2 separate regions of the Homo sapiens genome follow, and region 2 is linked to region 1. Evidence: chromatin contacts called from ENCODE Hi-C or POLR2A ChIA-PET data. All regions are on one chromosome and are shown on one strand. The core of a region is the stretch at or near the end of the contact, and the rest is flanking DNA. Distances in the headings are between cores, read along the strand shown.

The links. A loop is a pair of places that touch in the nucleus more often than their neighbours do. ChIA-PET counts read pairs that join two places held with the same protein, here RNA polymerase II (POLR2A). Pooled maps may share reads with other maps.
Region 2: a loop to region 1 is called in a pooled map, with 3 times the contacts of the local background. The contact joins two enhancer-like sites. A Hi-C loop is called at or near these places in 2 of 168 maps with a recorded cell type or tissue (gastrocnemius medialis and heart right ventricle) and 2 of 50 pooled maps. POLR2A ChIA-PET finds 5 or more read pairs at or near these places in 8 of 52 experiments (BJ, H1, OCI-LY7 and 3 more).

What each region holds. Positions count from the first base shown.
Region 1 is chr2:131,054,267-131,057,199 of GRCh38, forward strand. FAM168B (family with sequence similarity 168 member B) reads right to left here. Exons shown (of 7, transcript NM_001009993.4): 4 at 1,287-1,429; 5 at 1,006-1,183. Among named protein-coding and RNA genes, the nearest start is that of SMIM39, 21 kb to the left of the region's middle. Within about 2 kb of position 1,610, at least 5 of the 41 ENCODE cell types and tissues checked have a DNase peak (open chromatin) inside an H3K27ac peak, as active enhancers do.
Region 2 is chr2:131,124,090-131,127,509 of GRCh38, forward strand. PLEKHB2 (pleckstrin homology domain containing B2) reads left to right here. Exons shown (of 8, transcript NM_001100623.2): 3 at 1,664-1,816; 4 at 2,595-2,697. Among named protein-coding and RNA genes, the nearest start is that of PLEKHB2, 20 kb to the left of the region's middle. Within about 2 kb of position 1,303, at least 2 of the 41 ENCODE cell types and tissues checked have a DNase peak (open chromatin) inside an H3K27ac peak, as active enhancers do.

The sequences.
Region 1 (2,933 bases), core at 360-2,859:
ACTACATGAGCTTCTGAGTTCTTTAAGAGAAATCTATTTTTCCTACAACTGCAGAAACTCAACAACTACTTGAGTCCCTTTATGGACCAGCACCACCTCCAACACAGTGGCACCCAACCTGGTGCCTGCTGCCCTCCCTCCCTGTGCCTCAAACCAGCAGTTTCTGTCTATGCCCAGTTTCCTGTTCCTTGACAGATAAGTATGGGGAAAACCAAATCAGAGTCTACATTGAAGCACACATAATAACCCGGAATGCTTTTCTCTCTGGCATAATTTCCTTACACTGAAGTCAAGTCCAGAAAAACAAGGAGGGAACAGTACGCTTTTGTGTGGGCATGACCTAAAGGTGGTCATATTGACCCAGAGACCAGGAGGTGAATCCACATGGGTGGTCATACAGATTGGGTGGTCACCCAATCCCTAGACATCAGATCAAACCCCCAGGGCTTCCGCGGAGATGTGCCCATCCCAGCCAGGGGCCTCATCTTTCCATGGTTTATTTTCCTTAGAGGAGGCCTTGCAAAGTAAAGTACGGTAGATGAATGCCAAAGGATTTCTACAGGCAGCTGTTTCTTCTATCAACGCAAGACCAGCTCTCCTAGATGCATGAAAACATCCCGATGAAGACAACTGACCTGCAAAGACAAGCTCCCCTCAAGGGAAAGGAAGAAGGCCAGAGCAACCCCGGTACACAAAGTGTCCTCCTTCTACTCAAGTCTTACATGGTCATAGGGGGTGGGAGGAGAGGGGGCACATCCTGCATTGCCAAATGGCTCAGTTCACCAACAAAGCGAGTCCATCAGATTCAGAGAGGCCTCCACAAGGGGTCACTCAGGTAGGCAAAATAAAAGATAACCTGCTGTTTCTTCCCCAAAGAATTTTCTGTCCTTCCACACAACTACAGCTATGAAAACCTAGAGCCAAGGGTCAGAGGATTCGTGAGCTCTCCCCTCCCCCAGCTCTAGGGTACACCATAGGACAGACACCGCAGGAACGAGGACTTACCTGCTGACATGGCCATGGTGGTCCCAGCCACCATGCCCATGGTGACCCCGTTGCCTCTAGGAGGGGGGATGGGAGCAGGGTACACCGTTGCAGGCATGCCGTTGGGCTGCACCACCGTGGTGTGGTGGATGACGTGAGGAGGTGCTGCATACAGCGGCTGTGTGTAGTACGTGCCTTGCTGTGGGGAGAAGAGAGACAACTGACACAGGGTCCCAGGGCCAAAGGATGAACGCCCAGGTGGTATCACCCCTTCCCACACAGCAGTGTGTACCCAAGCATACCTGTGCATACGGGCTCTGCTGGGGGTAGGCACTTCGCACAGGGTACACGGCAGTCTGGTAGGGGTTCGGGGAGGAGGAGTACGGTGGCACAGCCCCGCTGGTGGGGGAACAGGACACTTTGTAAGGTGTGCCAGGAGTGTAACCTGGAACAAAGAAGGCAATGGCCTGAGTTCACCCAAGCCGGTCCAGGCGCAGGGAGAGGACACAGGCAGGGAGGAGCTAAGCTGCGTGTCAGCCCCACGCAACTCGCCAGACCTGCTGCCACTGCCGCCCCCACTCTCCTCCACTAAGATCTGACTTCATTCTTACTTTGTGTACGTGTGTGCATGCACGTGTGTGTGGTGGCAGGGTGTTGGGGAGGAGGAAAAAATACCAAAAGAGAACGTTCTACAGATGGAATGCTCACACAAGGACAGGAAATAAAAACTGTCTTGTCCTGCTGGAATTTAAATTGGTATGGCATTCCTGGGGCTAAACTTGGCATCTAAAGTATATATGCCTTTTAATCCCACAATTCCACTTCTAGAAGTCTGTCTTAAAGCAATACACATGGATCTATACACACACAGAGACTTAACTGTAAGCATGCTCATCATAGTGTTGTTTGTTACAGCAAAAACAGGAGAAACTTGCCCAGCACCAGGACTGGCTAAGCACTCTATGGTAAAAAGCCCTCTGGGTTAAGGGAGAAAGCTGAACACACATACTTGCTTTTGTCCCCACACAAAATGACATGAAAATGACAATAAAGCAGATTAAGAGAAAAAAGACATAAAACTCACCAAGAATGGAAGAGAAGACAGCATGTTGAAGCCTGGCAAGCTGAAGTGGAGGATGATTGAGCAGACTCGAGAAGAAGGCACTCAGCCAGCAGCGAGGAGCAGCTGGCACCAAGAGAGCCGTTCCCCAAAGCCCTGCAAACTGCTGGCCACCAACCCGTCTCCAGAAGCAGATAAAGAGACCCCATCTAGTAGAGTGGTTGAGTTTGCTGAATAAGCAGTTAGGTGTCCCTTCCTGACCCCAACAGAGAAGAGGGGTTTGGTCTCAGGGGAGGGAGAGGGTCTCTGGACAGCTATGTTCACAGCAGCTATATTCACAATGATCAAAAGCTGGCAATGGCCCAGATGCCCACCAGGAGACAAATGGGTAAACACACTGTGGTGCATCCATACAAATCCTACTGAGCAAGCCAAAGGGACAAACTGCTGATCCATACAAGCACATGAATGAATCACAAAGCCACACCATGTCAAAGGAGCCAGATACAAGGACACATGCTGGATGCATGTACTGACAGAAGCTCTAGGAAAGACCAACCTAATCCAGAGTCATCAAAACCCCAGCAATGGTGCCAGGGGCCAGAGGGGCATGCGAGAACCTTTCCAAAGAGTGCATTCACTCAAATGTGGTGACGGTCATACAGCTGTGTATGACTGTCCAAACATACCAAACTGTACACTGAGAAGGATTAACTTATAATATGTAAATCAGACCTCCATACAAGTGCTTATGGCATCTCACATTCCCATGGGTGAGAGCAGGAGGGGTGGAGCACTCACACACTGTCCGTGTCAGACAGTGCAACTTTGCAAGCCAGAGACACATCCCGCAACATCCAGCAATCCACTCCCAAAACTTCCCCTAGAA
Region 2 (3,420 bases), core at 53-2,552, 70 kb after region 1:
CCACTTCAGCCTCCCAAAGTGCTGGAATTACAGATATGAGCCATTGCGCCCAGCCTATTTGGTAGTTTCTGCACAGCTCAGGTAGTCAAGTGGATGCTTGGGTATCACTTAGTGGTCAGTTAGGCAAGTGCAGTGGACACCCCTCCTGGTGAGGAGAGTGCCTGATACTACTGGCAGGAAAGCCGAATGGCGCATATCTGGTTGACACCAGTTGCAGGCACGGCAACATAAAGGGAAGTACACGAAATGGGATTGTGTGTGTTGGCCAAGAATGGGATGAGATGTACAGGAACAGAAGGTGTAGTGGGCAGTGAATGGATGTGAGGAAGGTAAAGAGATGACCGGAGCTACAACTGGCCTTTAAGTCCACTGCAGGGGTTTTCCCTTCATGCAGTCAAGGAAATTACTGTTTTATATACCAAGTTAAAGGAAATTACTGTTTTATATACCACGTTAAATACCTGGTCCAAGATCACAAATGAAAGGTTGAATTTGCTCAAGCTGACAGAAGTACGTGAGGTAGTAGGATGTGCACAGCATGGGAGGCCAGGCAGGGCCTGGTCTATATCCTGCTGTGCTCATTTATCCAGTGTATGCATCAGGAAGGGGGGAGCCTTCCACACTGTGGGCTTCTGTGGGAAATGGTAGGAAAGAGTATCTGTGAAAACTCTTAAGGACAAAGAAAAAAAACGTGTTTTTTCTTTTTTTTTTTTGGAGACGGAGTGTTGCTCTGTCCCCCAGGTTGGAGGGCAGTGGTGCGATCTTGGCTCACTGCAACCTCCACCTCCTGCGTTCAAGCGATTCTCCTGCCTCAGCCTCCCTAGTAGCTGGGATTACAGGTACGAGCCACCACGCCCAGCTAATTTTTTGTATTTTTAGAGATGGGATTTCACCATCGTGGCCAGGCTGGTCTCGAACTCCTGGCCTCAAGTGATCCATCTGCCTCGGCCTCCCAAAGTGCTGGGATTACACGCGTGAACCACCGTGCCTGGCCAAAATGTGTTTTTTCAAAAGAGAAAGATATTATTTTTATTTGCGTATAGAGACTTCACAGTCCAGCATTTTCTGATCAATCTGGCAATTTAGACAATATTTGGAAATTTAGAAAGTTGAAAAGTTTGAGAGGTTTAAAGTTTAGTACTGTATGAGGAATTAAATGTTAGATATGTTTCATTTGCTGAAAAGCAAGCTTTTTAATAGAAACCCTAACCGGAAAGTGTTGGAACTTCTAAGTTGGTTGGCAGCATTCTCTGTTGACAGTGTGTGCTGCATGCAGCCTGTTAAAGCACCAGTTGGCGGGCCCTGTGCTCTGCTTTCCCTTTCATTGTGAGGGACTGCTTTGGGTAATTCTATACAGGTGTAATTAAGGGGCCAGGGGAAGAGTTCTTTTTGTTTCTGCTGTGAATTAGAGGACTATGTCCTTGCTCTTTTGGCGCAAAGCCAACCTTTCAGATTTCTAAATTTTGAAGGCTGAGCATGGTGGCATGTGCCTGTAGTCGCAGCTAAACGGGAGGCTGAAATGGGAGGATTGCTTGAGCCCAGGAGTTCAAGGCTGCAGTGACCTATGATCATGTTTGTGAATAGCCACTGCATTCCAACTTGGGCGAAATAGTAAGACTGTCTCTAAAAAAAAAAAAACAACCGTACTATTTTTTTTTTCCAGGTACTATTTTGAAGCGCTGGAAGAAGAACTGGTTTGATCTGTGGTCGGATGGTCACCTGATCTATTATGATGACCAGACTCGGCAGAATATCGAGGATAAGGTCCACATGCCAATGGACTGCATCAACATCCGCACGGGGCAGGAATGTCGGGGTAAGCTGGCCTGTCTTGGCCAACTTCTGTCTTCTGCTCTTCCTCTGTCTTGCTGGGAGCTTGGTCCTCTTCCTTCCCTGTTCTGCTTTCATTAACAGATTGAAGAAGGGCTCCATCTCAGAGGGGCGACCACAGTGGGGCCCCAGGCACTTAGATTATGAACCACATGGTCGGGAAATATCAGTGTTCTCAGTCCACGTCCCTCGTTCTCGTGGAGAGGGAGCCAGAGCTCTGGGAACCTCAGGAAGCACAGGCCACCCTAGACTACGTTGATTTTGTACTCAGAAACTGGCTTCTGTTTGATGGTGACTCCAGTCAATTGCTTAAAATCTGGGATGTTGGCCAGGCATGGTGGCTCATGCCTGTAATCCCAGCACTTTGGGAGGCCGAGGTGGGTGGATCACGAGGGCAGGAGTTCAAGACCACCCTGGCCAAGATGGTGAAACCCCAACTCTACTAAAAATACAAAAAAATTAGCCAGGTGTGGTGGCAGGTGCCTGTAATCTGGCTACTCAGGAGGCTGAGGTAGAGAATTGCTTGAACCCGGGAGTCAGAGGTTGCAGTGAGCCGAATATATTTTGTGGACGTCATCTTGGCAGCTGGTCTTGTCAGTCAGCCTAGCTATGTTCTTTCTGCATTCTTGGAAAGGCAGAGGGTTCTTTCATAGATGTAGCACTTGATTTATTGTCTAGTCCTTTGCTTCTCTGAGCTGGTAGTTCTTAGAAAATGTAAGAAGAAATCCTGAAAAAAGTTCCTTTATTCTGCTTATTTTTCATAGATACTCAGCCCCCGGATGGAAAGTCAAAAGACTGCATGCTCCAGATTGTTTGTCGAGATGGGAAAACAATTAGTCTTTGTGCAGAAAGCACAGATGATTGCTTGTAAGTTTTGCTTTCTTATGTGTTTAATTTAAAAAGTATTTTCTATTTTAACTTCTGATTACCAAAAAATGAAAAGAAAGGGCGTGGAGTTTTCTTTCAGGCATCAGAATAAGGGACTCAGTGGATGTATGAGAGAAATGCAAGAGTCGCTTTTCCAATTCTAGTTTCTGCCTCTCTCAGACTGCCTAGGCCGATCCCATTGTGGTGAAAATGGCAGAAAGGAATAGCAGTCTCATCATGCTGTCTTTCATTATTAGATTCACAGTGGGTAACGGGCATAGTTGAAATAAAATGACCAGAAAAGCAAGAAAGTAAAGAGTAAGGAAACTGTCAGTTCCTAGGGCTGCTGTCACAAATTGCTGAACACTGAGTGACGGAAATGGCAGAAATTCATTGTCTCATAGTTCTGGAGGCTGGAAGTCTGGAATCAGTGTGTCAGCAGATCCTTGCTCCCTCTGAGATGCTGGGTAGGATCCTTTCTTGCCTCTTCCTAGCTTCTGGTGGTTGCTGGTAGTCCTTGGTGTTCTTTGGCTGACAGCCACATCACTCCGGTCTCTGCCTCTGTTGTCACATGGCCTTCTTCGGCTGTGTCTGTGTCCAGAATTCTCTTTTCTTATAAAGGACACCAATCATAATGGATTAAGGACCCACCTTAATTCACTATGACCTTATCTTAATTTGATTCCATATGCAAATATCCTATTTCCACATAAGGTCCCATTT